Regions from separate parts of the Mus musculus genome. Here regions 1, 2, 4, 5, 6 and 7 are each linked to region 3. A link is a loop called in an ENCODE intact Hi-C map of the cell type or tissue named here. Cell type or tissue: left cerebral cortex. All regions are shown on one strand. Each heading gives the region's core, and the rest is flanking DNA. Links, peaks and the distances in the headings are about the cores only.

Region 1 (4,465 bases), core at 193-4,192, 320 kb after region 3:
CATACTTTACTACCCTCAATTCTTCTGAGATCTGCCCTGTTTCTCCATTCACCCAACTATGTGCCTTTTGGCTTTTATTTTTTTAACATCAAGTTATTCTTGGATGTGTGATCTTCTGCTGGAGCAGTGTGGTTGTCTTACCAGGGGTTATATTCTTGGAGAAACCTGAGTGCCAATAGCTTCTTGGCTAGGGGTGGGATTTCAGGCCCACGTGGACTGGCAGAGGTCTTGTGTGTGACGTCACAACCTTGGTGAGTCCAATGTGCAGCTGCCCCAATGTTTCCCTGTAGCGTCCGTGCCTCTGGCTCTTACACTCTTTCCGGCCTCTCTTCCTCAATGACCCCTGAGCCTTAGGAAAGGGGACTATGGTATATATATTAACTTGAGGGCTGAATATTCTGCAGTGTCTTATTTTCTGTGCCTTTGGCCAGTAGTTGTGGCCAAATATATATTAATCTGCTCTGTAACCTAAAACGTCATGTCCCTCATATTTGGTCTGCCTGTGTGGTCTATTAGAGGTTGTTCAAACAACATAATACAGCTACCTACATAACTGTAGTTGAGTGACTGATTAAAGATCCAGAGCTACACACACTTCATTACTACCAGCTGTAACCAAATGTTCTTTCTCTCTCGCTTTCTGCAGTACAACGGAGCAGAGCTAGCCCATTGGGTCCCATGGTCAACGTGTCTTATTGAAGAGACTTTATAGTCATAGACAATTTTTGTTTCTTTTTCAGTCAGTTTTCAGAAACAAAAATCTACATTTACTTTTCTAACCAAGTCACACATTGAACAACCCCAAGTAAACTATATATATATATATATATATATATATATATATATTCTTGTTTTACAATCATTCTCCAGTTATGAAGACTATATTTTAAACTTATTTTTCCACGATTAAAGCTCACCAATTCATAGGAAATGATTTGCTAAAACAGGATCTGACAAGCTAGAGCTCACTTTTAAGAAGCAGTGCTGAGGCAAAAAGCTTGTTGCACAGGTGCCCTGAGGATGCCCTGAGGCCCGGTGCTGAGCTGCAGCAAGAGAGGCAGTTGGCTTTGCAAAGAGCTAGCAAATACCCAACTGTTGGGCTTCAGTCTCAAGGATAAGGGCAGGGAGACATAAAGCGTGGGCCATTTCTCCCTTAGCACCTCAGCCACAAGAACCACAGTCTAAAAAATCCTAACAGAACCCCTACCCTACCTCTGCTAACTGGTACTGGTAACTCAGTGGCTGACAGTCAGTGGGAGACTTGGGCAGGTTGGTCTTCAGGAAGGGAAATTCTAACAAAAGCAGACTCTGAAAGAAACTGTAAAGAGACCTGGGGTTAGCCCCACCTCTGTCACTTCCACGGCTTGGCTTCCAGCGTGACCTCTTTCTGGTTTTGCTCATCAGCAAACTGGGGACAGTTTTAGAGTTAGACATGGTGCTGTGTAGTTGGCAAGGGTGTTCTCTCTTGCCTTCCTCCCCCTCCCAGGGAACTCTTTGTTCTGTGTGGTTTGTGTCGACTTCCCAGACCTCAAAAGCTGACAACCCCTCAACAAAAGGCCTACCCTGGACTCGGCCACTTTGATTGGCGGCAGTTCTACGACACTCTTGTCTCTGTCATTTAACTGCATGACAAGAGCGGTTTTTTTGTTTGTCTGTTTGTTTGTTTTGTTTTTTTCCCCAAATTCTGAGAACACTAGCTGGCCTGGGAGGCCCCTTTCTTATTAACCAAAATAAAAACAAATTGCCACTAGATGGCACTGCTTGTTGTTGGTCAGAGACAAGGAACTCCTTTCTGTTCTGGGCAGGGAGGGGCCAATTTCACACATTACATCAAGATCTGAGAATCAAACAGACCCCACCTAGGAGCTGGGGAAATTACCTCCACAGGTTGTCTTTATCCAGAGGTGATTTTAAAGGAATATATTGTGTTTGGATGTCAATGTTCAAAGGCTCCAAGGCAGAAAATTCCATTTCAAAAGAAAGTGTGATTAATGAAGCCACATAAATCCTGCCGAGCCGGAGCCATGGCAGGGATCACACCACACAAATCAGACAGCTGGGAGCCTCTCTCACTTTCTCCTGTTCCCATTTCTACGTCGTCACTGCATCCCTTGCTTCCTCTTTTCTTCTTTGTCATTTTGTGAACACACGGATCACCAAATCCAAAACAGGAGGGATTTTGACCGGAACTCATGGCTGCAGCTGCCTTCAAGCTGGGGCCTGGTCATTTGTGCTTTCTGCTTTTCCCAAGAATTCCAAAGGCCGACAGAGGCAGTAACAACCACAGCCTCACTAACTGCCTGCCAAACCTGAGGCAAGTCTGGATCTTTACATAGCCCACTCTTACACAGAGACAAGACTGAACTGAAGGATACTGTAGCTCTATACTAGAAGGGTTTTAGATGAGGTCTTGGGGTATTTTAGTGTACCTCACTAGGAACTTTACCCCCAAATTTCCTTGAGACAATGATGTTTCTGCCTCTTCAGAATCCTGTGCTTTTATAGCTGCTACCTGTGGCCCATGCTCTCTCAGATTTTTCCATCCAGGTACACAGCCTTCTCTCTCTCTCTCTCTCTCTCTCTCTCTCTCTCTCTCACACACACACACACACACACACACACACACACATAGTTCACACATTTCTGCCTTACTTGCTGTACTTAGAGTCCCCTCAGTGCACTAGAGTCATAGTCTCCTCTAGTCTTTGGCATCTGCTTCCAAGAATGAATCCAGTTCCCAGAGTGACCGTGACAGAAGGTTACCATGCTATCTAGAGTAAGGGCCATGGTCAGTCTAGTTGTCAAACATTCGAGCCCTAGGGCAGATGCTCTATTTAAACAACAAGTTACTTGATGGGTGCCCATCATAGACAAATACCTTGGTCTCGTCTCACCTCTCTTTGTCTACATACATGATATGACTGGCAAATATACCCTACGGAAGGGATGTGTAGACAACCTGAGCAAGTAAAGCAACCGTACAGAGGGCAGAGTGAATGCAAACACTCACTATGCTCACTACGATCCTCGGTACTACAACTTGGTTTTTAAGTTTTTAAATTCTTGTGTGTGTCACTGGTGTGTCTGCCTGGGTACTTGCACCGTGGTGTGGCTATGGAAGTCAGAGCACTTTGTGGAGTCAGTCCTCTCTTTCCACCTTTATGTGGGTTCCGGAGGTCAAACCACATTGTTAGGCTTGCTCAGCAAGTACCTATAGTTGTTGGCCTTCTCAATGGCTTATAATTATTATAATTATCACCATTACAATATGCTAGGCACAATGGCAGCTCAAGAGGCTAGAAGACTAAACAAAATGGGTAATATCTTTGCCTTAACGGAAGAGACAAAATTCATCTGACAAATTCAGTAAAAGAGTATAAAAAAAAAACAAGCAAGTCACAAAAATGATAAACATATGAACAACCATTTAACCCCATTTGGAAACCTAGAGCAATCTTCCTTTTATGACCAAGAGCCCAAAAGACTGAAAAGTAGTCTTCACAGAGATAACTGCTGCATACCACATGCTCTGGCTCTTGTGTGAAAGGCAAAAAGGAAAGAGACTTGGTCCCCTCTTGCAGTCTCAGCTTGGCTCTGATGCGGGGCGACCTGAAGGAATCTCGGCATCCGTGTGCAGCGTGGGGAACTTGCATCTTCAGGAGCATCTTCATGTCTGCGGGTGCCTTTGAGTGCCTGTGAAATGGCAGAGGCACATACCGAATAGCAACTTCCCTTCTTTTCTCTGAGAAAGGGTTTCTGTGTTGCCCTGGCTGCCCTGGAACCTGCTTTGCAGACCAGGCTGGCCTTGACTCATAGAGCTCCACCTCTCATGTGCTGGGTTTAAAGGCCTGTGCCACCATGCCTGGCTCCCCCTTTTTTTCCTGCTTTTAAGTAAAAATGTATTTGGTTTGATCCATACACTCCGTACACACTGTAGACAGCATCATTATAATATAATAATAAAGACAGGGCTTTCAGTGAGCTTAATGTCCATAGGAGAAATTAGGCATGCAAATAGATTGCTATAATCCAACAAACTATTGTAGGTGTAGGAAAGGCCTTGGGAGAATGCAGGACCCATGGCCTATAGAGAGACTCTACTGTTAGAAGGGACAAGCCCGCAGGATGAATTGAGAGGAGAATCTGTGGCAAGATTGCAAACACTCTCAAGCTATGAACAGGAAGCTGTTTTCCCTTTAAGCCAAGTTTACACTTTCCCCAAGTCACAGTTCAGGAGGAGTTGGAACTGCTCAAAGACTGGACCACTCCTGTCTAGTCAATCAACTTCATCTTTGAAGCATTTACCCAGGAGAAAGGCAGTGGGGTAAACAAAGAGTTGGATAGAGGTAAAAAATGAGAGAGGGGGGAGAGGGAGAGAGAGAGAGAGAGAGAGAGAGAGAGAGGGAGAGGGAGAGGGAGAGGGAGAGGGAGAGGGAGAGGGAGAGAGAGAGAGAGAGAGAGAGAG
Region 2 (4,465 bases), core at 212-4,211, 1.4 Mb after region 3:
TTCTTCTAAAGGTCAATTAAAAATGCTAGCTGTACTGTAAACAGAATTCTTCATAGAAGAAGACCACACGGTACCCAGAGTGGTCTCTTAATACAAAATATCAATTCGATTTTCCTCAGGAGATTCACTCTCCTTTTGCAATGCAAATATTTTCAAGTGTACTAAACACGTTTTAGCACCTCAACATAGGCACTAAAACTATTTGCATGCAAAATTACCCAGAGTAGGCAGACAGGCACAAGCTTATGCTAGCACCATATGTGCTGAAGAATTCGAGCCAGAAAACAGCTAGTACTGGACGGTATTTACAATTTAAATTTAATTTTACATTATTATTCAAATGAGCATTTATATATAAGTCTCTATTAAAATTAATGCTTCACATGGAACAAAATTTTCACCTAAAATTATACTTGCAATAGTACTGGGCCTTTTTGCCCAGCTATCTAGATCATTTAAGAACCACAAAGCATTTCTATTTGTTTTTCGATTCTACCTGAACGACAGAGTCACGCTTTTCCTATGAGAATGAAAAGTAAAACTAATCTCGATTGGAAGGCCGGAAATCAACACAAGCACAGACCAACCCTGACACACTAAAGAGTGTAAACGATCGGAGAGAACCCGATGCTGCCTGATGATATCATAGTTCTTTTCTACCTTTCCACTAAAACGCCAACGATCTCTTTCCCTTTGCCTTCCAACAAGTTCCATGTGTTTTGTGAACAGTGACATGCCTTTGGCTTGATGTTTTGTTTGCAAAATGCAATGTGTTTTACTGTCCCCAGAAAGTAGCACTTCTTTGTATACTCAGAAACACGATCAACTGCATGCCCTGTTTTGTGCAACCCAGGGAAGGAGCCTTCCACCCTGGGCAACAGCGGTATGTGTGTGAGGGGTGCCTCAGAAGCCGTTGCTACAATACCACAAACAGAAGGCTGCCTCCTTCACTGTCCCCGAGAGTCATTTTCTATTTTAGGATTGGTAAAGTGGTAAGTCTTTAATGTCACTGATTTAAACGCTGCGCACTTTACGTTCATCTTCACTTTACAGAGAAAACTCTAGATGGATCAGAAGCCAGCATTCATTTTGCTCACCTGGGCTGCTTGGCTGTGTATTTATTCTTGGAGGCCCTTTGAAAATAAAGTCTCCATCCTCTCTTCATTGGTTCCCCACAGATCCACGGTTTCCTACTTACAGCTAGTGCACACACATCATAGAGGTATCAGCCAAATAAATACAAAACTTGAGTGGGGTTCTTAGAGATTGTTATTTTGTAGTCTATTTTAATGAAAGTCTATGAACCAAAAGTAGAAATATCCTTCAAATACTGGGACTGTGGTAATCTTTATAGCCTGTGGCCAAGGAACTCAAACTGGAATAGAAGGAATAGAATAACTTTTTAAAAATTAAGGATAAAAATAGTGTCAAATGTACCTAGAATCTTAACTGCAAAACATATTTACTCCTGGATTAACTATAATAAATTTTACCTTAAACCTAGCAAATAGAATGTTTCTTTTGAAAAACTTAAAAAGTAGGGCTCTAAGGCTAATGTCTCTTTTGCCTTCTTTTCTCCCCCTTTTTCTTGAAAACCACAGGAAGCTGCCTTCTTCCCCGACTTGCAATCAGTCTCCAAAATGTTGAATCATTGCCTGGATGCATGAACTCAACTGTGTGCAGCTTTAATGTATAGCAGCCAACATTTCTATACATAAGTACTCTCAAAGGGGCTCAGAGGAGAACTAGAGACCTTTGGTTCTGTGGGTTTAATGGGAATGGAAAATCTCCACGTTTACACATCTATTCTCACATATTAATATCATTACATTTAAACGGAGGTTTGATTTCAAACATTGAATTAATTAAGAAGGGAACATCTACGGTATTAGAAAGCCAAATCAAATGCCAACAGCGCCCTCTACTGACTTCTAAAAGAAAACTTTTTTTTTTTTTTTGTCTAGCAACAGAAAGAAAATTTCTGTTTATTTACTTAGCGAAGCACCCAGACACCAAATTAAATGTCTTAGAAAATACCAAATCCCTTGGTAAACCTGAAGGAAAAATGCGAAGAATTTTATAAATAGAAATCAGCAGTCATGTGGATGCTCCACTACCAATAAAAATTTCCTGTTCCACTAACAAATTGTGAACCATTTCCTAGCCTGGGAGCCTTTATTACAGTCAGGGCAAAAGCTAAAAAACAATTAGGGTTGGGTTAACATTCGCATTTACTACCACCAGGCACAAATATGAAACTTGGATTCCGAAAACTGAGAAGTCTTAATGGAAGTTTCAGATTCTTACATTATACTTCCATGCTTCTTGCTGTGTTAAAAAAAAAAAAAAAAATCCAAGCTCTTTCTTTATGGTTATTTCTTTTAGGAACCATAGATCATTTCTAATTCTCACACAACTTTGAGGCAAAGATACACTGGGTTCTTTTACTAAGTGCTAACATTTGCTGCAATGGGTATTTTAATTAAGGCAATCAAAGAACTGAAAAATAAAATAAAAAATATGTTCCTGCCAAAGCCCTTGCTCCAGACTTCGTGGAGACTGCCACGGTCTACACCTGCAATGAATCTCATTGGTCTCACTCCGTGAGTGCTGCCGCTGCCTTAAATCCCCCCACGCACTGCAGCGTTGGCCACATTTTTATGCAGCCTGGCTCCCTGCTCTGAAGCAGAACTCCTGAACAGCACATTCTGATGTTCTCCAGTCTCACTCACTTCACCAAGTGAGACCTGACAAGCTTTACACGAGAGGCGGGTGTGAGAGAGTCAGGAATGTTGGTGTGAAGGCACCAGAAGGCAAAGCAAGCGTTTCCTACTGACAGAGGAAGGAGCAGAGTGGCCTGAGCTTGCTGCGTGGATGCTCTGGCTCCACTGCACAGGCTTTCCCCGACGACCCTCCCTCACCTCCACCAGTCTGTGGTGGGAGGGTTGCCATAAATTTCTAGTAAATTGTAGGCTGCTAAATTAGAAGCGTTCTTCAACTCTCACCTCCTCCCATCAACTCCTCGCCTTTATAACTGTATTCTCTCACTCTGGCACGCGCACACGTGTGTGCATATACATACATACATACATACATACATACATACATACACACACAGACAGAGAGAGAGAGAGAGAGAGAGAGAGAGAGAGAGAGAGAGAGAGAGAGAGAGATGCTACCTTTATCATCCAGAAAGAAACATTTCTGTTAAATCGCCACCCTTCGTATTAAACTTTCTGTTGTAATTTAGGAAACCACAGTGGTTTCCTAAAGCATTCCTAACTGTGTCAAAGCTTCAGAGAATCTTTTTTCCTACGGCAGGTTCTTCCCCCACCCCATTCAAGGGTCTTCTCTGCTGTTTCTAAACTGTGTGACCTAAGGTAGGACACTCAAACTTGTTAATCTCGGATTACTTCTTTCATGGAAAGAGGATGGTAACAGCATTCTACTTAATCTATGGGGTTTACTGAGATTCTCATGAGATAAAGTTTACAATATACTCTAATAGGATGTCTGGTACATAAGAAACAACCCTTACTATTTCTGCATACATAATGAACAAGAAAAACGTCTCAGGTGAATGAACCAATGTACTACTGAACCTGTGTGTGGCGTGACACTGTCCTTCCGTGGGTTTCTAAAGGCAACTGCCTCTGGACAAAATGTGCAGGGAGGGCAGCAGCTCAAATCTCAGATTCAGAAGTGGGTAAATTTCCTTCTAGCCTTGTCTGGGAGACATCTCTGCCTGCTCATGGCTTTGAATCAGTTAAACTCTTTTAGCTTTGTGGCGCTACCCTACAAAGGGAGGGCATTGTCTAGTTCACACTGCTAAGTTAAGACTATGTGGCCACAGGTCTTGGTGAATGAACCCCTTCCGCAGGAGCTTCTCTTTCCCTTTCTCCCTCTCTCCCTCCCTCCCTCCCTCTCTCTGTCTCTCTGTCTCTGTCTCTGTCTCTGTCTTTCTGTCTCTGTCTCTCTCTCTCTGTCTCTCTGTCTCTCTCTGTCTCTCTCTCTCTGTCTCTCTCTCTGTCTCTCTCTCTCTCTCTCTCTCTCTCTCTCTCTCTCTCTCTCTCTCTCTCTCTCTCTCTCTCTCTCTGCTTTCTCCTGCCAGATAGACCCCTTAGAAGCCTGTCTTTCAGTCTTGCCTTCAAGGTCATCTCCCTTCATTTTGCCTTTTCTCAGGCAGCGCTTCCTTGTGGAAACCATCTCTGATGTTGCTCAGCAGGCCATACCCATTTTACATGTTCTTCCACATAAAGAGAGGCCCCCATTGTGGTAGCTAGCTCAGATTTAAGGTTTCCCAAGATGGGTTGCTTTCCACCAAGACAACCCACATCCAGGCTGGGTGACTATTCTGTTCACGTCTATATTCCACTACCTGGCAGAAAGAAGGGCCTAATATCATCTGTTGACTATACAGATGGAAACCCAGTAGAAGATTAGGTACTTAAAGAAAGACATTCAT
Region 3 (4,465 bases), core at 199-4,198:
GCTAATATTGTAAGGAAATTCAGACAGGGGACATCATAAAGCTGGGTGGAGGTTTGTGATGGAAAGGAAACCTTGGCCCTTGTCTCTGTATTTGTTAGGATAGGGTGAACAAGACAGGCTTCGGCAGAAATCAACAGATAAGGACTCCAAGCGATCTCTGGGTTGAGGAGTTCACTATTGTTGAGCCAGGAAAGCCCTGTGTAGCATAGGGAGAGAAGTCCTTGTGTAACGCTACGTTGGTGATTCAGGTGGATCAGCTGGACAAGGCAGCGCCCCGTATCACACACTTGCACTCCCCTACTCAAGTGGGGCTCTTGAAAAATGGCTGCTATGGGATTTACATCACTTCCCGTGTGCTGAAGGCATCAGACCCTGACACAGAGGATGACCAGATCATCTTTAAGATTTTACGAGGCCCATTGTACGGACGTCTGGAGAACACAACAACAGGTACTTTCCATCTTTTTTGGGGGGGCGGGTGTACTTTCCATCTCAGTCCTTGTAAGTCCTCATTTTAAACTACTAGTTGCTGGCAGAGCTAAAGAGGAACTCAGGTAAGTGTAGGTAGGCCCGTTTGGTGAGTGCTCCCTAGGGCTTGCTGATAGACTCAGTTTATAAATCAATGTTGTTGCTAATAGGGGTTTGAAGCTGAATCTTCTAAATTCATCTTCATAAGGAGAAACAGCTCCTGACACACAGTAGCTGAACTCTTCACTGACTTGTTATTTTGTTTTATTTTCATGTTGTGTTTTATTCAGAACACAGTGCCAGGGTGAGATTGATATTTGAGATTAATTTCTTTCTCCTAGTATGAATCCCCAATTATATCATCTGCTTTTTTAAAAATATGGTTTTTCCCCTAATAGCTTTGCTAAATTTTATATTAGCTCTGCTTCAGGAAGGCAATGATCACAACAACTCATTAAACAGGATGGCAGAGGCGACAGGTTTTATTAACTCCCCATTCCCTTTCTCTTTAGTTTAGGATTATAAGGCAAGTATCTCCAAAGCAAAGCAAACTTAAAGAGGAATTTGAGTCAATCTTATTTGTATCTGAGCATGGGTGCAACAATGCTAATTTTCTTTAAATGGACTTTGGCTTTTTTTTCTCTCTCTTTAAAACAAGGTCTCAGGTAGCGGCTGGCCTCAAATTTGATATGTAGTAGAACACAGCCTTTAACTTTGGATCATCCTTTCTCTTTATTTCAAGTGTTAGCGTTCCAGGTGTATGCCTCCATACAGGGTTTTGGGTGTGTTCTATGCATGCTAGGCAAGTACTACCGCCTGAATAGAACCCCCAGCCCGGCACTCTATTCCTTAAATCTGTTTGAAACAAAACAGCTGTGTGGTTTTTTAATTCTCAAGTGATGTTTGATTTGATTATCCATGAGAGATCCATCTATTTCTTGCTTGTAGGTGAATTCATCCACGAGCGATTTAGCCAGAAGGACTTAAGCCATAAGACCATCCTTTACATCATAAACCCTTCTTTGCAAGTGACTTCCGATATCCTGGAATTTCAGGCCATGGACCCCACAGGGAACACTGCCACTCCCCAGAGGTAACTTTCCATTATTCACTGGCTCTGCATGTCACGTTTATCCGATTAAGAACGTGAAATAATCTTTTCCATACCAGGTCTTTCACTGTTTATAGGGTAAATGTTTACAGGGTAAACCTTTACAATTAATAGGGTAAATTGATGGACTATTTCATAGGCTCATGCAATTTATTTTGGAGAGGGGATTTCTGTTGTATCATTTCTAGATGATGGAGAAACCAGTAGTTCCCAGATTATAAAGGCACTAAAAGGCTCAGCAAACAGCACCCTTTTTATCACGGTTGTAAATGCATCGCCTTTCACACCCTGGGAAGTGACTGTTGGAGGCCTTTCAGGACTGAGCTCAAAGCCTGTGTGTGTTCGTATTGCAGCCAGAGGTCACTCTAGGACTGTGTTAGTCACGACTGGCTTCTGAGCCATGGTGGGTGGGGACGGAGGTGGGGGTGGGATGAAGTAGAAAGAAGCAGCCAAATATATTCTTTCTTACAAAAAAGAAAGAAAGAAAACACTTGCCTCTGTAAGTTAACAAGCCTTATAGGCAAGAAGAAGATAGTATAAACAAAAATAGAGTAGAGGGGATATTAAGTGATATTTATAAACACAAATATATATGATGTAGGATAGTGGCCATAACAAGAACAAATCTGTGATATTAACAAGATTAACAGAGCAGGATAATTTCAGTGACTGTGCCTCCTTCCCAGATGCTTCTGGATATAGACCTTGAATAATTTACTGGCTGACAGATGGTCACAATGAGGTCCATCCGTCCATTTCTCCTGCTGCATTCGTTTTCGTTATTTACTGCCTTTCCCAGACGCCTCAGAGAACATTTAATTCGTTCTAAATTTTGTGTTCACCATATCCAAGACATAAATAATAGCATAAACGAGCACAGCCCTACTATGCTCCCTCTATGTCGAATTGTGAACGGGAAGAGAAACTGAGAAAATGTTCTCAGGGCTGGATTTTCCGTGTCCTCATTCTGTAGTGTAGTTTCACCACTCGCCACCAGAGAGTGCTACAGCCATTGCTAGCAAACCCAGACATCCTGTCTCAGAAATGCGTTCTGATGCGGCTTCTTTTGCCTGTTCAAGTGCAGTCCCTCAGCCTGGTTTATTAAATAACCCCACAGACGATGTTGGTCCCGTGGTTACCATATGCCAGGCGCACAGCACTGGGTGTTAGGGATCAGGTACGAACAAGGAAGACCAGGTATCTGGACTTAAAATCCTGAAGCTATAAACACCCATTAAACTGCCTCTGCCTAAGGGAACTGATTCCTGGAGATCACGGGCTAAAGATTAGATAGCGATAACTTACCTTAAGAGAAAAGAAGAAGAAGGAGAAGGAGAAGAAGAAGAAGAAGAGAAGAAGAAGAAGAAGAAGAAGAAGAAGAAGAAGAAGAAGAAGAAGAAGAAGAAGAAGGAAGAAGGAAGAAGGAAGAAGGAAGAAGGAAGAAGGAAGAAGGAAGAGGAAGAGGAAGAAGAAGAAGAAGAAGAAGGAAAGAAAGGAAGAAAAGAAAAGAAAAGAAAAGACGTTATTTTCAAGAAAAATAGTTGACTACATTCTAAAACTGTTAACAAATTGACTTCACTCAGCCTTATAGTCGTTTAAAAATGGTTCTACTGAAATGCAGTGTTGCTCAGTTCTGCCCCTGAGTGAGTACAAACCTTTGGCCCTCCGCAAGCCAGCCAGCATGGTGTGAGTGACAGAATTTACCCCCAGCAATGATACTAGCTTTCGCCACACTTGAACCCTTTACAAGCCTTGTTGTTAGTCACAGTCGAGTCATTATCACGTGGTTAACAGCGCTATGGCTTCTGAGGAGACTGGTTGAGATTGGCATAGGCATCCTTGTACAGAGATCTCTTTCCATAGGCTCATGCTGGAGATGACGCTATCATCTGGAGATGGCTCAAACCCGTGAAGAAAGATGCCCGCGGACAGATAATTCAAAAATAACTCAGATTTGGGCCCAGCATCCTGTCTGTTACTTCCTTTTGAGGGGGCTCATGGAAGTAAACATTGCTCTGCGTTGTCTCGGTATTTGAGCGGAATAGTTGTGCCCAAGCAGACACGGATTTTGGTTTGGTTTTCTTTCCTGAAACTAAACACACATTTTTCTGATAACAAACAGGGTGCGGGTTTAGCCCGGAACACCTGAGTTTACTTCCCTATCCAACTCTTTTTTATTTTTTTTTAATTTAAATTTTTTTTTCCCAGAGTTGAGGATTGAACCCAGAGCCTTGCGCTTGCTAGGCAAATGCTTTATCACTGAGCTAAATCCCCAACATACACCCCCTGCCCCCGTATCCAACTCTTAAGAGCTGTCTTCTGAACACACACACGCACACGCACACTAAGGGGACAAGAGAGGGAGGCTTTAAAACAAATAAACAAACAAAATTCTAAATAGTGTTTTGTCGTCACAAAACAACCAGTCAGAGCCTACTTACACACACAATATGAACCATAGGCATTTAGAATTTCATGATTTTTAGCTCTACTTAATGTTATTTATTCACTAAAACCGTCATAATTTAGAACTTGCAGGCAAGGAAACAGAGGCACAGAGCTGGAGGAGGCTTACACACGCGTGCAGCTGGTTAGTATGGTAGCTGGGACTCGGCCCTTATTAGCCCATGTGGCCTGCCACCCTGCTCTGCCCCCTTCATCCTTCCTTAATGCTAGCTAAGCCTTTCTTTCCCAGTAGGTATTGGCCACCCAAGCTACAAGAGACATATTTTCCCATGAAGAACTTTAAGGCTTACCCGTTTTTGTGTGTGTGTGGAATCGTGAAAAGCAACTGTCAACGTTCGTGTGGTCTCCATATCTCCTTCCCGGGGGATATAGTGGGGATAATTATCCTTGGATCTGGAGTTGAACAGGCCTGCACTTAGT
Region 4 (4,465 bases), core at 160-4,159, 130 kb after region 3:
TTGTTCCCTGTCTCACAGAAGTAAGCTAAATTATTTGTCCTGAAAGTACATCAAAAGAGATTTGCTACTGTGTTGTTGACACACATTCTGTTATGCTGAGCTTCTCCTCTGCTTCCAGAGTTACCCTAGGTTGATTGACGATGCAGATACAATATCTGCTCTCCAGAGCTGACGCTCAGCTGCATGCCACATTGAAAGGAAAGCTGCATTTGTGATGCTGAGACACAGTGCATCAGAGTCCAGTAATGGATCCCCAGCCAACCTGTATTGTTTTAGCTGACTGAAGGGCACCATGGGAGTGCTGTCTTTCACTAATAATGCTGTCTTCTGTAGATCGCGGCCCCGAAAGCCATGGCAGCAGACCTTCTCAGAAGTTTTTGGCACTCGTTGGAAGATCCTGTGGTTCATTCCTTTCAGGCAGCGGCAACCACTGCGAGTTCCCTACCACTTTGCCAATCACGTCTAAACAGATGGATGGTGGGCACAGATGGGTCCTCCATGCTGGAAATGCGTTACAGGTTTTATGAGAATAGAACTATGACAGTCTTCAAGTCAATTAAAATCCACCTACCAATCTTAGGCATCATAATGTGCCCCAGGCTTCATTTTAATAGTGATCTTGATCCTGTTGTGGGACTAATACAAGATCTATATTTAAGTTTTAAAAGCATGTTTACTTTTAAATTAGCCTTCCACCAGGGTTTCTTTAAATGCGTTTGTTACTAAACTCAGAAGGCAGTGATTGGGATGAAACAATTGTACATACATTTTCTTCAGTACTCAAAGTTTTTTAAATTTTAATTTATAGGAAATTTGACATGTTTTATGTTTACCTTTAAGCAGTCCTAACCAAATCTGAATTTAATTCTTCAAGTTTACAAAACTGGATACACTTTGTTATGTATAAGTTAAAATGTTACTACTTGCTTTTATATGTGCTGTAGGCTTTTACAGTGCAGTGAGCAACAAGGGGCAGTGCCTGGCTAGGAGCAGCTCTCTGATGCCCTTCTTTCTCCTTCTCAAAACCACAGACGACTCCCCGAGTGTAGTGCACCAACTACTACCTTACTGTGAGGGAAAAACTATGTTTCCCTTCTGCTGCAATCACTGATTGCTTTTAGAATATTTGCTCCCAGGAGAAATGTGTGACCAGTCAGGTTTATATTCCTGTTTTACCCTAAGATTCTAATGACTGAAGAGGGTAGGAAGTTTGCAATAATTCCAGTTACTTCTTCAAGTGCAGTTATATTAGAAAGCAGATGTTTTAAAGTGCTAAGCTGAATGGTGTGTAACAGTGTAAGGAGGAGAACTGTGCTTTTAAAGTATGGATACTTTTATTTATCTGCCATTAGATCTCACTGTACACATTGAAGATTTATATATTATAGAATCGATACTGGTCAACTCATATCAAAGTGTAAAAGTGGGTCACTAAATTTATATACCAGTAATCACCCAAGTTGAAATTGAATTTCCACTTGTAATTCGCATCACTCTAGAGACCTTTTATTAATGTCAGGAAATTACTGTAAAATAGAATGATCTATGGTAGTGATGGTCTCTTAACAAACATGAGCCTTTTGTATACAAAGACATTTTGTATGATTTAATTTTTTTCATTTAGAATACTGCAATTCCATATGTTTGTGTGCTTAGTAATCTTTTCCCTGAAAAGAGTATTGAACAAATCTACCATTTGTGAACCATCTACATACTTTTCTTATAAGTAGTTGTAAAGTAAGGAATCATAGCTGGGAAATACTGTGGCTAGTTCTTTCAGATACTGTAAATGTCTTATAAAATATTCTGAATAGAATAATCTCTTTGCAGAAATATTAATACCATATTTTCATGTTCTAATTATGTTTATTTAAAAACTTAGAAGTGGCAGATGAAAATATTTATTGGTGCTAAGACATATAGTAAGTTTAATATAAGAAACATTTATAAAGGTTAGGAAACATAAAATTAGTATGTTTTAGTAAGGGCGAAGGGGTTGGGTTTTGTGTAAGCTGATTGACTAACTTGGCCAATGACAGTTACTGAAGGAAGTGGTGTACATAGACTGTTGGGAGGTAGAAGTTGAATGCCTTCAGCTGTATATATTCAGTTCACTCAAGACCTGGAGCATCCAAAGCAGAGCCAAACGAAAGCCCAGCGTGGAGCTTTGTAAACTGCTTTATACTTCTGGAGCAGTAGTAGCTCTGACACAAGGTAACGGGCGTGATCCCTTCCCCATGCTGGAGTTCGTGGGTTTGGTCTGCTTACATGTACCACTTCTGGGCACATTATCTACCCTTTCTCTTTACTCTCCCTGGTCCTGACCCCTCTCTGCAGTTTCCTAACTAGTCATTGTACTTGATGCACTAGTTTGATCTACAGAAATGCTGTTATTGATGTATTTACATAAGAATCTATATTGCAGTATATCTATATATACTTACATAGTATTGTTAAATGTATATGTCTAACCCCCGGAGGGGTTTGTAATCACTCTAAAGATTCCTAGAGAAAAACCTGTTGGCCATTTCCTAGGGATTAAGCTCCTATGTTCTTTCTGCGCCCTCTTTTGGCTAATTGATGTAATTATCCTGGCTCTTGAGGTTTTTACTATCCTGTTAGTGGGTTGTATAGCCAATCTGTGAACATGCCAGAGGTATACATGCCAGTGTATACTTATAGGAACATATGTATAAAAGTGTAAAGTTTTATAAAAATTGAAAATGAATGTGTTATTGTTGGTGATGTTCCTTCTTGGTAAACTGCCTGGCTTCATGTATGTATATTCTTGTACACTTTTTACTGTCAGTCACAAATTTCGATTAGTTTAAGCTGTTTCATGTATTTTACTTTAAACCTTATTTTGGCAACTTATCTTGTTAGCATTATAAAAACTTACTTAAAATACTATTTTACTACAAAACAAAACATTTATTACAGTTGCTGTGGTAACTGTTATTCGGTATGTTTTACTATTTTAAAAAGTACATTTAATTTTTTCAATTCAATTTTGGGATTGTCCCCTTCCACACACACACAAAGGTTCAATTACCTTAAAATAATTAGTAATTGGTTAATAATATTATTTTTCTTTGCTTTTTAAAACGCTTGTCAATGAGAGTTAACCCTGTAGATTATTCAATAGCCTCTTTATTTGTCCCTCTCAGTAACCATGGGAATAACTACCCATGTGGGGTCTCAGGAAGCGATGGAGCAAGGGCAACCCCTTCATATCTACAGTGCATTGAAGTATTTATAAGCTTCCTGTTTAATTTTAGCAAAATGTGTGTTAAGTGACATTTTTACATTAGCAAAGTCACCTCATGGGATCCTGCAGTTAAAGTGTTAAGACGAGGCTGCAGATACTTGGTAAACAATTAGAATTGGGCACGCAAGGTGGCTCCATACAGAAAGGCATTTGCTGTACACGGACCCACTTAGGTGAAGAAGGGGAAAAAAGCTCCTGGCTTCATAGAGTTGTCCGCTGACCTCCACAAACATGCCTTGTCAGTCACGCCCCTCCCCATCATCATTGTTCATTCATCGCCTCACACACAGCACACACAAACGTTTCTGATATCCAATTGGATAAGCTTGATGTAGGTAACAAAGGGCTGGGTTCAGAATCTCCTAAGCATTAAACAGTCTACTAAGGAGTCTTTGTTACCAGGCTTCCATTTCAGATTACTAAGCTAGCTGATGTTACATGAAAATAAAAACCTATTTTGTTTTATAATTTATATTTAAAATGTTTTAGTTAACATAAAAGCCATTTAAATTTGTAGCTAACATAAGATCCTGTTTTTCAGAAGACAATTTACTTTTAATAGTAATAAAGTAGGGGCTGATGTGTACCTCAAAAATTATAGTGCACAAGATGCCCAGGATTTAATGCCAAGAACCAGGAAAAGACAAGAAGAGGATGTAGACAGTAGCTACACACTAGATGCAGAAGAGCTGAGTTGAACATCTCAGAACGTTTCATTAATGTGCAGAAGTGGTTCCATGAAGGACGGTGGCTCATTCCAGCTATTCTTAATGAGACTTTGGGTTATTTTCCTACAAGCAACTGTTTTGCTCGAGAGATGTATTAGTTCTAAACAGTAATCACAAAGACTAAAATTAAGAACACACTTCCTAACGGGAGATACAAATGAATTTAGATGAAAGCCACATAGTTTTTGTGTTAGTTCATGTGTAGTTTGAATGTTCTTACATGTATTGCTAAAAAAGAAAAAAAAATCACAATTTGTCTTGCAGTGGCTTAATATGGCACTAATATTCATTAGCTCTATACTAATTTCTGTCTAGACTGTCTGTTCTCTGGGTAGTTCTATTGTATGACTTGTATCAGTAAGTAGATAGCCTAGCTACAGTTCACTAAACTATAGTACTTCATTATGTACATTTTTGACATAACCTCTACTATACATACATATATTGGGAATTTATTACAAACATTATA
Region 5 (4,465 bases), core at 209-4,208, 78 kb after region 3:
AAATAAGGGCAAATAAGGGTAATTAAGTGTAAGTTTAAAAGACTTGTCCAATGGGTCCTCCACCCACTGCTAATATGCATACCCCTCACCCTCCCCCCCCCGACCCCAAATTCACTCCCTACTTTGTGGTAAAAGATAATGATAGCCGTTACCATTTGATGACTGCTTAGTGTGTGCCATTCCTAGATGAAAGGGTTTGGTGCAGTATCTCATTAAGTTCTTCCAGAGCTTGAGATCCACGGATAAAGTTCAGAGGGTACCCTGTTGCCACCTTAGTTGTGCCCTCTCAGTAGTAAGGCTTTTGAAGAGGAGAAGTGGTATGAAATCATTTGGGGGAAAAAAAAAAAACCAGATACAGTTTGGAGTTGAAGACAGAAAAGCCAGATTCGCTTTTGGTTTCTGTACTATCCAGCTATGGGGTCATGGGTAGGCCAGGGATCCAGTGTTATTTTCTCATCTATACAACTAGGTAGCCAGGCTACGTTTTTCTAAGCGGTGATCTTTCAAGCTTTCTCATGTCTGTCTGGGAAATGTCTGCTTTTAACTTAACACCCTTTTGACATGGTGAGGAGGATCCACGGTGAACATTTACCTCATGACCAAAAAAAAAAAAAAAAAAAAAAAAAACAAAACAAAAAAAAAAAAACAAAAGAAAGACCTCCAGAATTCAATTTGACTGTAAAACAGCAGAATTATATTAGATGTCTTCAAACTATGGAGAGCTCTGTTAATACTTAAGGAGCTGTAGCTAGAATAAACACAGTGTACATGTTTAAGAGAAATTGATGTCTAAGCAAGCTTTGTTTACTTACGAAAATTTAAATACCTAAGTACCTACGTATCGGTACGTCCATTAGGATCCAGACAAAAAGAAATCAGTTGGTCATAACCTTTTCACTTATGTGCCCACTGCCTGACTTCTCTAATTCATAATGGGTAATTCAGAATTCTATTGGGAAAGCACATGTAGTAGTAGAGAGACTAAGAACTCTGGGAAATGTCCACTTGGAACCTATGGAAACGGCTCAGCATAGGATGTTGTGTGTTGCAGCAATATAAATTTATCAGGCATAACTGGGGAAGCAAAGGAATGTAGACTTTATTATATTATTTAGCAAAAGTATTAGGGTTTAGATTCAACTTTTCAAATGTAGAAATTAAAGATCATTCTAGTAGAACAGTCAGGGTATGCATTTATTATATACTATTACTGAAATTAAAGATGTTTGACATAATATAGAATGAGCAAAAAGTAGAGGTCTCCCATGATCTCCCCGATCTATCGCCATATATATGTTTGCATATATATGTCAGTCAGTGGTAGAGTTCTTGCCTGGGATGAGCAAGGCCCTGGGTTGGATCCACTGCACTGGAAGGAGGAGGGATGGTGAAAAATTAAAGAAAGAAAGAAGCCTGGGTATGATTTGTTGGTTAAGGATCCCCAGGAAGCTCTATCAGCTCGTTTGGTAGTCACATTTTTCATGTGTGAGGCTGCTAGCCAACCCTAAACTACCTTACTGTAATGTCAGTTTATTAGCATGTTTCTTGGTTTATAGCTGGCTATGTCTTTTGCATTATAGGCCTGCTTTTCTACTGTAGTCATCGCAGTGTAGATTAAGCTGCTTCTAGGCTTTAAGGGGCTCGATGTAGATACACACACACACACACACACACACACAGACACAGATACAGAGAGTGAGTGAGTTAGAGAGATCAGATTTGGTACAGATTAGCAGTGCTTGATTGTGAATTCACACATTCTTTTTTTTTAAGTCTTTTATCTGTGGTTAGAGAGTTACTTAGTTGTTCACAACCGGCAGAATTTCATTATTAGAAGCATTTAATGTTAGTATGCTTAATTCATACCTGTGTTGGTAAACTCTGCTATGTGTGGGCAGGCCAATCTAGCCTTTTTTTCTTTTCCCAGGATGTCTTGGCCCAGTGGCTACTTGAAGGGCAATAGCTTGCTCCTTTTCCCATTTGGAAGAACATGTCTGGTTAACACCCAGGAAAAACCTGACTTGGCCTCTACATTTCTGGCTTCTACTGTACCTGAGTGTTTTTTCCTAGTGTTATTTTTGGAGGAAGGTAATTACTGAACCTGTCTCCACCCTACATTAATATTGCCTTTTGTGTTTTTGTACTCCTGTGTTCCTCCATGAAAATCCCCACAGAGCTTTTCATACACGGAAACAGTATTTGATAGTCGGTCTTTAGTTGGTATCATTCTACATCTTCCAAGTCATTCTTGGGTCAGGAGAGTACAGAAGTACGTAACGCTGGCCTGGTGTTGTCAGCGGAAGTGCATACTTGGGAATTCTATGAAGCTGGTATACATGTGCATGTGAAGGGCCAACAGCTTATGTCCAGTTTTGTCCAGACTGCAGTAACAGAGAGCCTTCCGCAGGGTGCATTGAAACCATTGGAGGTGCCAGGACAATGTGCCTGGACACTACAGCCCCCGTGATTCTTTGATTTGTGTCTCAGAATGCCTTGGCTATACTTGTTCACTAGCTTCTGAAATCAAGTGCTGATTTCCATCCAGGCTCCACTCTTGGCTTACATCTGGCTTTCTACTTGGAGGAGGAGCTTTGTTTCAGATCAAACCTGTATTTTCTTTTTTCTGCTTGAAAACAGAGCAGGCCGTGTGTGACACGCATCTTCCCTGCATACTTACAAAGCAATATGTCAGTGGGAAGCCTGCAGTAACTGAAGGGGTCTCTGGCAGTTTATTTTGTGTGAGTGTGTGTGTATGCATGTGTGTGGGCACATACTTGCCATGGCACATTTTGTAAAAGTTAGAGGACCATGTACAGGAATTCCTTCTCTCCTCCCACCATATGGGCCCCAGGAATTGAACTCAGGTCTGCAGGCTCGACGGCAGGTGCCTTTACCCACAGAGACTTCTCACTGATCCTAAAGGGTTTAATTTAATAAATAATTCCCTGGCTTTGGTATTAAACAAAATAGAAAGTAGATGGATGGTTAAATGTTAGTAACACTTTTAATGATGGGGTTCAGTGATATCTTTATTTAGGATTGCTAAAGTCATACTTATTTTTAATTCACTTCGCTTTCAAGTCACCGTTGGCCAATGGTGCTTCCTTGCTAGGCAGCTTCCCACTGAAGTGTGACAGCAGTCCTCTAAGTTAGCATTATCATCCCTGTTTTGCCATGTTACAATGAAACTTGGAAAGGAAAAAGAGGCAGTACAAGTTTGACCATAGCTCCCTATTTTTAATGCCCATATAAGACAGGTCTACTTTGTTGATAATAAACTGAGTATTGATGATATTTTTAAAATAATGTTAGGCAGATTGCTAAAGTCAACTAGAGCCTGGTATCTCAGAGTTAACTGCCATGATTAATCAGTTTTTAGAGTAGAATAAAATCAAAAGCCAAGTAACTTTATGGATGTCTTTAAAGATATGTACTTGCAACTTTGGTTTTTATTGTGGTATGTTTAAAAAACTAATCCGTTTTTTATATTGTTTTAAATGTAGCGTGTTAATAAATGTACAGTGCTGATGTTCAGTGACATTTTATAGTTGTGAGGCATTGAGATATTGTTATCTCCTAACTTTTGGATTCAGGGGCTTCATGTTATTTGTATCCCACAGAGTGATTTTTTTTAGACTTTTAGTCAGTGAGTGGCTGGGATTTGAGTCATGGGTGATTGACCTGTGCTGCTTCCTAATAATGTGACTGACAGAAAGTGCTGTGAGGAAGCCATCAAGAGCTCCAAGCCTTAGCTGCATTACCAACTTTGGCCATGTTTCAAAATGTACTGCATATAATTCTCGGGCTTGCCTGTTTGTTTTCCTGGATAAAAAATTCATTTGTTTACCAATAGTGACGTAGCAGCTCCCCAAGTTTGTCATACATCCTTGGCCCCTAAGGGCAAGACAAAAGTGAAGGAGACCACTTTGAACTTGGTTAAAGTTAGTGGGTGCTGAGAGATGGCTCAGTGGCTAGGAGCACCTGCTGCTCTTCTAGAGGACCAGAATTTCTTCAGCATCTGTGATAATATGTATTTAATAACTTGGTTGAAGAAGTGAGTTGGTATGCCCTATGGAGAGTTCTTTATAATATGACCTTTTAAAATTTGAACTGTAGTAGTTCACTTTTCTGGTTGACTCTCAGTGGTTTTGTTCGAGGAAGATAAATTTTTTGTTAGCATTTTGAATGAGAACATGGACTTTACATTCCTCTGTTCGCCTGTCGAGCTTAGAGACTTGGAGCTGCACATTTGATCATCACTGTCCTGATTCTCACAAGTGGGCTAAGAATGCATTGTGACTCTTTGCTTTGTGGCTAAGGCAGTTCACTGAGCCCAAATGCACAACACATGGTTATTTGGTTTCATGGGAACTGGATGATTTCAAAAGAGAGAGCTTACAGGAATAAAGACCATGGTGCTCCTGGCAGTGTGTGTGTGTGTGTGTGTGTGTGTGTGTGTGTGTGT
Region 6 (4,465 bases), core at 335-4,334, 250 kb before region 3:
TGCAGTGCTAAGATGCCACAGGTTTTTGTTGTTGTTTTGCAATTTACAGCTTGTAATCCCTCTTGAAGGGAAGTCCGGGTGGGAACTCAGAGCAGGAACCTGGAGGCAGGAACTGAAGCAGGTGCTGCCCCCTGGCTTGTCCCCCATGGCTTTTCAACCCTTTACTTTCTCATATAGTCCAGGACCAGCTGCCTAAGGGTGGCACCGAGCACAGTGAGCTGGGCCCTCCATATCAATCATTAATCAAGAAAATGTCCCAAAGACTTGCCCACAGGCAATCCGATGGAGCCATTTTTTCAATTGAGGTTTCTCTTCCTAGAGAATTCCAGCTTGTGTCAAGATGGCAAAACAAACAAACCAACCCCCCCCCCAACAAAAAACAAAAACAAAAACAAAATGAAGCAAAACAAAACCCAAAATATTGGTGCTTTGACTGTTTTTTTCATTATATATGAGAAGACCCTGATCTTCTTTATAGAATCCCATGTGAACAGTGACAGTTCCCGGTGCACTACCATGTATCCTGCAGAATTGTTAATTCAGTTTGCATTAGAGCGTCTCTTCTTCCACAAATAATACTAACAGTAATGGTTCTGCTTCCAGCACGCTGGCCAAGAGTTTTAAAAGCATTTCAGTCTTTATTTGTGTCCGTGTCACAGTGGAACCTATGACCTATTTGGGATCTGAAAGTTCAGCACCAGCCATATGAACAGCGTAGGGAGGCTCCAGTAGTTAGCTTCTAGTTGTCTGCCTTTTACCTCCCTTCCTTGGGCCCTCCCTTGCACAAGACTGAAAGATGGGTGTCGGCAAACCCTGGGAAACGACCATAGGGGCATTTGTTTCTTATCATTGTGCTCAGGGCCTTCTCTTTGAGACTAAGAATTGAAGTGACTTGCCCAAACAAATATGGCTGTTCACAGTGGAACTAGGCCCGAGGTTTCTGAATAAACTACTGTACTGGCCAAAACCCGGTTTCCTTAGTAAAAAGCTCTTGCCTGTCTCTTTTCACCCAGATTAACTTGTTTGCCTCACGCTCTTCCTGGAGTTTGGAGTCCTTGTTAGCACTTGCATGCTTTCTCTGCTGCTCTGTTGGCCCCAGGAGTATTTCTCCCCACCCCTCCGATCCATTGATGTTAGCAACAGAAACATGGGATGTTTAAAAGAAGAGAATGGTCTAGAAACATGGGGACATTCTTCTGTGGGCCAGTTGCTGCCTTTCGTGTCTTAGGGGACAGGGCTGGCTCTTGAGGGAGCCACAGCCACTGGATTCTCACTCATGGCTGACGTGGAATTTACTATGCAGTCCAGTATGGCCTTGAAATTGACTTCAATCCTCTTGCCTCAGCATCCTGAACACATGGGATCACAGGTGTGAGTCACAGTAGCCAGCTCTGTCCAGAGATTTCTGATTGGATTGTGTGTGTGTGTTCTCTACAACCACCACATCCAGCAGAGTAATGATCAGCATGCAATTTCGTTCAGCACGACTAAATAGCTGGTATTGGTCCAAACTGTGGGAATCTGACCTCGAGTAGTTTAGGCATATTAAAGCAGTGCACAATTTGGTGGAAACTTTCCTGGTTACATGTGCACAATGAAGCCCACATAAACCTCCTTGAAGAACAAAGTAAGCTAAATAAAGATCGGATGTGACTATGTTGAAATCCTTTGTAAAGTACCTGTGACACATTCGGTAGAGATGAGTTCTGTAGATTGAGAAAAATAAGCTCACGATAGGAGTTTTGGGGAGTGTCTGGTGTGGTCCCCAGCTCACTCATATAGCACAAAGATCACCGTGTTATTAACTACGTCTGCTTCCAGATCTCTGGGCAGGTAGCAGGGTGTATATCCCTTCCTTTGAAGGAACAGCCCTGTGTGTTTAACATTCCAGGTTCCCTAGTGTTTATGAGCACAAAGACCTCTCTGTGCCTCCCCCAGGGGCATCTTTACCTGCTCATTGATTCTTAATTGCCGGGCACTTCTGTCAGGCCTTGGTGAGTCTTCAACTTTTTTGGGGGGAGGGGGTGTCCTAATTTATCCTCGAAAAGCCCTCCGGGTCAAGTATCATTTAATACAAATTATTAGGGCAAATGGTCTTCTATGGCCAGTGCTGCCACCACCTGGGGTCTGCCATTATTTCCTTCCTTCGGTGTTTGAGTCCCCTGACTTCTGCTTCACACTCTCTCCTCAGCCCTTTGGAGAAGCTTCACGGAGCCCTGTAGGCTCAGGTAGACCTCTCCCACATGCAATTTCCCACCCGAACCCTCTCATAACCATGACTCTATGCTGTGTGCCATGTGGGCACCGTCCACCATGCCCCTGTGTATTATTGTCCTCACCCTGCCTTCTCCTTATCCTCTGCCCTTTCTTTCAGGCCGGGTGCAGTGTTGCAGGCTCCTCAGTAGGTGGCAACCTTCACAAACAGAAATCAGGCAATTTCTCAGCTGCCAGAATAGTTACCTCAGCTGCTCTTGCTCCCTAATTAGAGACACTTGCTTCCTCTGAGCTGCAGAAGCTGCTCCCAGTGTTATTGTTCTGGGAGGGGGCGGGGGCAATCTGAGTTGTTTGAGTGACCCCACTTTCTGTCATCTCATGCTTAGACCAGAAAATGGGGACTCATGCTCTTCACTGTTCGCTCTCAAGAACACGGAAGCACCTTCTCTCTCATGAAGTATTCCAGCTTTGGTACAGAATTTTTGTTTTGAAGGGGTGATAATGATCTTTATCATCAAAGTAATGGAAAGGAGAAAATATTTTTTGAAACACAAGGCTACACCATTAGATGTAAACAAAGGCATGAAAAAAAGAACAACCCACACACATTATTGGTGATTCTGTCTCCAGTTAACAAGAAGAGAGAGTTGAAATGGGAAAATCAGAGATTTTTGGTACTTGGGAATTTGCTGGAGCAATCAAAGGCATTATGGTTTAGGCCACTCTGAGGTCTCACTATCAGGTCTCTCTGAGTCTACACTATCAGGCCACTCTGAGATCACACCATCAGCTCAATATGAGGTCACTCCTACAGTCCACTCTGAGATCACACTTACAGTCCACCTGAGATCACACCTACAGGCCACACCTTCATGCTACCCTTTAGCTCTATATCTTCACCATCTGTTGACAGGCACTGAAGGAGTCTGGGTAGGCAAGTGGGTGTGCTTCCTTTCCTCACTGTGCCCTCCAGAACGTTGGGTCACTGGTATCAATTTTACCTCCAGGGATGAGTTTCCTGGGTCATCTGATGCCTAGGCCACTTTCCCTTCAGACAGTCTTCAGCAAGAGATCTGATCAGTGGAAAGGAACGAGACTGGCTTTCAGCCAAGGAAACGTCCACTTCTAAGCGTACACTGTGGTCTTCAAAGAACACTGTGGGAAGGCTTGTTCTCGTTTTAACAATGTTTTGATGACCTCAAGCAAGAAAGTTCCTTTCTTAGTCTTATTTCAGAGCCCTTGGCAATGGAGTGATAGCTATTCTGGGGCCACTCTGTGGATCCTTGGCTCTATGTGTTTTTGGCATTCCTGTGTTGTGCATGCACTGTTTAGCATGTGCGTATCGAATTACCTGGGTGTCATTCCAGGCAGGTTTAGTCTATCCTCTCATTTGTTCTTTGAATCAAAGGCAATTTATTCCTGAGAATACTTGTGTCCGATCTGAGAAGGGGTGATCCCAGTGGTCTCTGAATACCTAGTATATGCAGTGATGAATCTTTGGTTTCTGTTGAACTTACAGCATCAGACCTCAGGACTAGAAACCTAGTTTCTTCTTGTTAAGATAAAACTGATTGACCAATAGGAAGTAGTGTAACTGGACTTCTAGGGCACTGAAATGACTCTGTAATGTATATATCATTGCCAGTTGTAACTGATGTAGCGCCCTGGGTCAGAATTACCCTTCTGGGGAGACTGTGAGGGATTGCAGAGGGAAGATCTTTGCGCTTTCTTCTCAATTTCCTGTGGGAAGCCATTATAACCATTAAAACTGATGTGGAAAAAATAAGACTTAAAATTTTTTTTATATATTATGTATATATGTGTGGTTGTGTGTGTGTGAGTACAGTGCCCAGAGAAGCCAGAAGGGAGTGTTGGACAGCTGTTAACAACACATGTGGGTGCCAGGAACCAAATTCTGGTCCTCTGCATGAGGTACGTGGTTTCAACTCTGAGCCATCACTAGCCCAAATCTTTTTTTTTTTTTAAGTTAAGCAATAACCAAAATAAAAAGAAAGGAAAAGGAACAGCACATAGTCTAAAACAAAAGCCAGAAGATGTGTGTGTGTGTGTGTGTGTGTGTTTAAATCTGTCTTAAGAACATCCACACATATACTACTGTATGTGTGTGCTTTAATGATTAAAATAGTCCACATTAGTATTCTGAGAGGACCTTTTTCTTTCCGGCCCCTTGGTCCTGGCAAGTTGAGATTTATGATATGCTGAGAGGGCTCTCTACACTGGAATTTCCTTT
Region 7 (4,465 bases), core at 276-4,275, 1.8 Mb after region 3:
AGGCAGTAGGAAGTCAGGGTTTATAGAAAGACAAAAGTATTATTTGGGTTATTTTATCTTTCCTTAGCTAAAACTGAAAATTGTATTCATTGCTCTACATAAAAGCAAAATCCTATCAAAGAACTAGAAAATCCCCCAAATAGCCCCTAGATTGTCACAGGGAGGGTCTGGTGTCAGATGGCTGCAGACTCTGGGGGTTCAAAGGGGAAAATGTTTACTGTGACCAGGCTAAATCTTGAATGCTTAGCTATTCAAGAACTATTACATGAATGTAAATGATCTGCAGGCTTTCCTGCCTATTTTTGGCCGTTTACAATATAAGTACTTCCACTTGTCACTGACCATTTTCACAAACATATTTAATAACCTTGAATTATTCACTGTACAGATTTTTAACTAAGTAATGCAATTGCTCTCTTTTCAGCGTGCTTCTGATACCCTGAACAAGTCTATTCTCGCAAGCCTTGTTTTCTCGGTTTCACTGCGATCATCTCTGTTATGGATTGCTCTGATTTGAGCGATAAACATTTATGTGCAATTGTAGTTTGGATTTATTTACATATCCTAATTTCAGAATTAGTATACAAATTATATATCCTAATTCGTAAGGTGGAAAATAGACCTTACAATGGAAAGAGTATGGTAATTGTGTTACGGGATATGATTTTTTTTTATTTTATTTTATGTTAGTTAATTTGTTGCTGTTGATCGCTGACAAGCCCAGCGGCAAGCATCTTCAAATATGACAGATTCTGAAGTATAGTGAAGGCTGTGTTTATTTTCAAATGACTGTGTTGTTGTGTACTACAGTCCAGACACTCCTGTCAAATGGGAGAAGAGAGACACAGGTTGTGACTGGAGAGAGGGCTGATAGAGGGCTCTTGCTACCTGAGCACACCTCTATGAAATAAGATTTTAAACAAAATAGAAGACAACAATTAAGAGATTGAAATGGCTCAAATAGAGAGGAAACCAAACCAGACTGAAAACCTACAATTAAAATCACTTGAACAGTAAGCTGGGTCACTTGTTTTCTTCTGTGTGGCTACTTTTTTAGGATTCTGTACCCACATGTCATGAATATATACCAGATTGAAAGACTTGAACACCAATTTTGTTTTTAATTTTTAATAATTTGAATATAATTAATGAATTGGGATTATTTTTCCATCTTGTAGAATCTACACAGAAGTTACTTTTTAAGCTAATACTTAAATAACATGGATATTAGTATTTTTTAAAGCACCTAAAATATTTCTGAAGTTAGGAACTTACTTATCATAATTACATACTTTTTTTTAATGTCAGAAAAATACTTTTCCAGACTTGAATCATGGGGAAGAAGTTTCTTTTTATCCAGGCAGAGTAGCTCAAAATAGACTGGATGGTTTCCAAGATTTTCAAAATGAGTTTTGATCTGGTTTAAGACAGTTTTAAATATTTTTCAAAGACAAGAACATTTTGAGAAAATTTTCAAAAGTTAGAAAATGAAGCTTTCTTAACAAGAAATAGATCTTACAAATTAACTGTTTAAAAACCTAGTAAAGTCTATTCAATCAAATCCAATCATCTCTCTTTTTCTACCCCCCCCCCCACACAGTGTGTGTGTATGTATTGGAAACTGAGAATTAACTTTGAAACTTATTTGGGAAACACAACTCCTGAAATAAGGTCAAAGGGATCTCTTCAAAGAGCAGCGTGGGGGCATCCTAGTGATGCCTGAAGATGAACAGTTGCACAAACAGCATGGTGAGAACCGACCTGGGGTCAACTAGAACCAAACACGCACCATCAATTGGCTTTCAAGGCAACCCAGCATAGGCGTAGACTATAGACTGAGTCAAGGCTGCTTACTGAAGGAAGAGGCTCTCCAGCAAGCTGAGATCAGAGCACGAGACACATACATCAAGTAACTGGTTTTATATCACTAGACATGAAGGAAGCTGTAAATGATGCTTTCATTTAAATTTAATTTCTGCTTATCAAGAGACACCGTGGGGGAACACCAAGTGAAGAAGCCACAGGCTGAAGAAGATAGTTCTCCAACCCACAGTAATAACAGAAAACTCACACCCACATTACAGGAACAGCTTACTATATGTGGGTTTTTGGAAAGCTCAGTTTCTAAATGGACATGTCACAGAGGAAGACCCACAACTCCTTGCGAGCATATGAAAGAATGCTCAACGGCAGTCAACAGCAGAGAGCTGAAAGTTAAAATCCAAACATGTTAACAGTTCACATATATACTATATAGTGGCTAAATTAGAATGGACAAATAGTGGCCAACATCATTCCCCAGTATCATACATACTGGCTGAGGTTGCAAAATCCTGTGTCTAAACATGGGTTTCATCTCTGAGCTACCTCATTTCATACATGAAAATATTACAAGCTGTGAAGACACCAGAAATCTAGACTATTTCTGCTCCCAGACGTTTTGGACTAGGATTTCTCTACTTGCATGTCTTAATTGTGATAGAGCTTGCACTAATGAATGTACACTTGTTGTGATTCAATGGACTGCTTCCTTACAAACATCCATTTTATTTATTAGATATCAATTACTAAAAGCATTGCCATATATAAGTATGACTTCGGATTATTTCACCTTAAGTAGCACAAGACTTAGCTGAATACAAGGAAAGGGGGAGATAAGAAGATGGCCTGGTGGATAAAGAGCTTTCGAGGGGCTGAGCTTATGTTCCTACAGATATGCTGGGTATGATGGAGGTACCATCCCAGAAGATATGTCTCTGAGAGATCAGGGACCAGTGTGTCTGGCCAATCAGTGAGCTCTAGGTTAACTGAAAGACCATGTTTCAAACATTAAGGTGCCCAGTGAAGATGACAGGGTAATCCTTATGCACAAACACACCCTGCACACGCACGCATACACAGACACACACACACACACACACACACACACACACACACACACACACACACACACCCAGATGTATATACCAAACATGTGTAGAGAAAAGAATAGCAGCTTTAATTTATTGAAAGTATTTTTGCTTCTGCAAAGGGACTGTTAGTTTCTGAGCTTAGCTGTCATTCATAGCGAGTAGGTGATTTTCAAGTAATTTATTTCTGCTTTCTTGTTCTCCAGTCGCCTGTGAATGTACATGTCCAGGTGCCTTATGCTAGGTTGGGCTAGTAAACAGTCCCTTTTACTAGGGAACAGGCCCTTGCACATTCTAGCTGTGAACATCGTAAGAACATATCAGGATATTTGCTTTGTAGGTGATTTTATTTAGGCAGCACTGGGTCACTTGCAGGAGCCAATCAAGTGCAGAGTAAAAATACTTGCATCTCAAACTAGGAAACCATGCTTTTTTTAAAAAAGCATTAAAAGTGTGGTGGAGATTTTTTTTTTCTTTTTTCTTTTTAACTAGGAGCAATACAGTGAATTGAGTCTGCTGAAGAACAAAGGAAATTCCAGCTTCAGGTGGGCAGTACCCCAGCTCCCATTTCTGGCTTGACAGCTTCTTGGCAAGAGCCATGGCATCAAGCTTGACTGGATGGGAAGGAAGTCCTGAGGGGAAGCGCAGGGCGGGGGCCGGAAGAACAGCGAGGGAGGCTGGAGCCTCAGCTGCAGCCTGAGCTCCGTTTCTACGGCGCAGCGCCAGCGCCACCATGTGGCCATCTGTGGCGCATCAGCGGGAGAAACCGAATCTCAACACATTTGCAGAGCACAGAACTTGTTCAAAGGCCTGGGAAATCCTTGAGCAAGAGCATCCTCCAGCTCTTTCCCATCTAAGAGTGTCAGAGATTTCCCAACAGCTCAATTAGTAACCCATCTGGAATGTTCGCTGTCTAGGCACTTGGTATTTGTTTCTGCACTTATCAAATAATGCTCAACGTTATGTGCCACACACAAAACGGAGCAGGTAGTCCGCACACATGGAGGACCAGTGGGACATATTAACTGTGAGATGATCAGTATAAGACAAGAACTTCAGTGTGGCAAGGAAAGGCACATCTGAGCCTGTTGGGGAGCATTCAGTGTTTACATAGATGTACGTACGCTTTCCTCCCACCCACGATGAGCACAGGAATTGATACCCTAGTAACGGCGGCCCCAGAGTCTGTTCTCTGTCTGCTACTGCTGCTGGGTTTCACCAACCTTCCTGTTGTTAAGTGTGCCTTCTGTGTGCAGGAAGAGAACCGTCAAGGAAAAAACAGTGTTACAATCCACTGTTACTCATAGCTGAGTTCCTGCACCTTGCCCGTTTTCCTTGCTTCCATTTCCTGTATCCACAGTGCTTGTGTATTCTCCAGTTAACACAGTGTAAACAACTGTTCTAAAAGTGCTTCAAGTTAGTTTGAAAAGTTAAATAAACAAGGCTTCTTCAAGGGCTTAGGGAATGTGCATGATGCCCGGTTGTGCACAGGTCCACTTGTGTTCCCGTAAGCCACAAGGGGTCATCCTTGTGGAGAACCTAGTGGGGTTCGACCA

Evidence for each region. A loop is a pair of places that touch in the nucleus more often than their neighbours do. Peaks named below come from ENCODE experiments on the same cell type or tissue, not always from the same donor. Only the 100,000 strongest peaks of a DNase experiment are listed, where the experiment ranks them.
Region 1: a loop joins it to region 3, with 3 times the contacts of the local background. A loop is called at or near these places in 3 of 42 quality-filtered maps.
Region 2: a loop joins it to region 3, with 4 times the contacts of the local background. A loop is called at or near these places in 15 of 42 quality-filtered maps.
Region 4: a loop joins it to region 3, with 6 times the contacts of the local background. A loop is called at or near these places in 23 of 42 quality-filtered maps.
Region 5: it touches region 3 in a loop (3-fold over the local background); 10 of 42 quality-filtered maps call a loop at or near these places.
Region 6: it touches region 3 in a loop (4-fold over the local background); 14 of 42 quality-filtered maps call a loop at or near these places.
Region 7: a loop joins it to region 3, with 3 times the contacts of the local background. A loop is called at or near these places in 13 of 42 quality-filtered maps.

What each region holds. Positions count from the first base shown.
Region 1 is chr4:82,611,661-82,616,125 of GRCm38, reverse strand. No RefSeq gene overlaps it. Among named protein-coding and RNA genes, the nearest start is that of n-THgtg10, 5.8 kb to the left of the region's middle. In left cerebral cortex, for the core only: CTCF peaks have their summits at 1,546 and 1,751 (motif pointing right); a DNase peak (open chromatin) is centred at 1,809; H3K4me3 peaks cover 393 bases; H3K27ac peaks cover 247 bases.
Region 2 is chr4:81,561,990-81,566,454 of GRCm38, reverse strand. No RefSeq gene overlaps it. Among named protein-coding and RNA genes, the nearest start is that of Mpdz, 120 kb to the right of the region's middle. In left cerebral cortex, for the core only: a CTCF peak has its summit at 1,910 (motif pointing left); DNase peaks (open chromatin) are centred at 242, 745, 1,774 and 2,683; H3K4me3 peaks cover 1,063 bases; H3K27ac peaks cover 1,018 bases.
Region 3 is chr4:82,931,957-82,936,421 of GRCm38, reverse strand. It overlaps Frem1 (Fras1 related extracellular matrix protein 1), which reads left to right. Exons shown (of 37, transcript NM_001198811.2): 26 at 249-450; 27 at 1,417-1,561. It overlaps Gm33260 (a long non-coding RNA gene), which reads right to left. Exons shown (of 3, transcript XR_390683.3): 2 at 4,336-4,438. Among named protein-coding and RNA genes, the nearest start is that of Gm33260, 11 kb to the right of the region's middle. In left cerebral cortex, for the core only: CTCF peaks have their summits at 1,908 and 2,568 (motif pointing right); DNase peaks (open chromatin) are centred at 1,920 and 2,584; H3K4me3 peaks cover 745 bases; H3K27ac peaks cover 578 bases.
Region 4 is chr4:82,802,330-82,806,794 of GRCm38, reverse strand. It overlaps Zdhhc21 (zinc finger, DHHC domain containing 21), which reads left to right. Exons shown (of 9, transcript NM_026647.4): 9 at 334-4,465. The coding sequence ends at 466. Among named protein-coding and RNA genes, the nearest start is that of Zdhhc21, 55 kb to the left of the region's middle. In left cerebral cortex, for the core only: a CTCF peak has its summit at 2,569 (motif pointing left); DNase peaks (open chromatin) are centred at 469 and 2,580.
Region 5 is chr4:82,854,447-82,858,911 of GRCm38, reverse strand. The region is part of intron 1 of Zdhhc21 (zinc finger, DHHC domain containing 21); the gene reads left to right. Among named protein-coding and RNA genes, the nearest start is that of Zdhhc21, 3.0 kb to the left of the region's middle. In left cerebral cortex, for the core only: no CTCF peak of the experiment used is centred there; a DNase peak (open chromatin) is centred at 2,593; H3K4me3 peaks cover 237 bases.
Region 6 is chr4:83,181,436-83,185,900 of GRCm38, reverse strand. The region is part of intron 1 of Gm46887 (a long non-coding RNA gene); the gene reads left to right. Among named protein-coding and RNA genes, the nearest start is that of Gm46887, 2.9 kb to the left of the region's middle. In left cerebral cortex, for the core only: a CTCF peak has its summit at 2,398; a DNase peak (open chromatin) is centred at 2,435.
Region 7 is chr4:81,178,057-81,182,521 of GRCm38, reverse strand. No RefSeq gene overlaps it. Among named protein-coding and RNA genes, the nearest start is that of Gm25803, 160 kb to the left of the region's middle. In left cerebral cortex, for the core only: a CTCF peak has its summit at 3,640 (motif pointing left); DNase peaks (open chromatin) are centred at 2,116, 2,396, 2,694 and 3,615.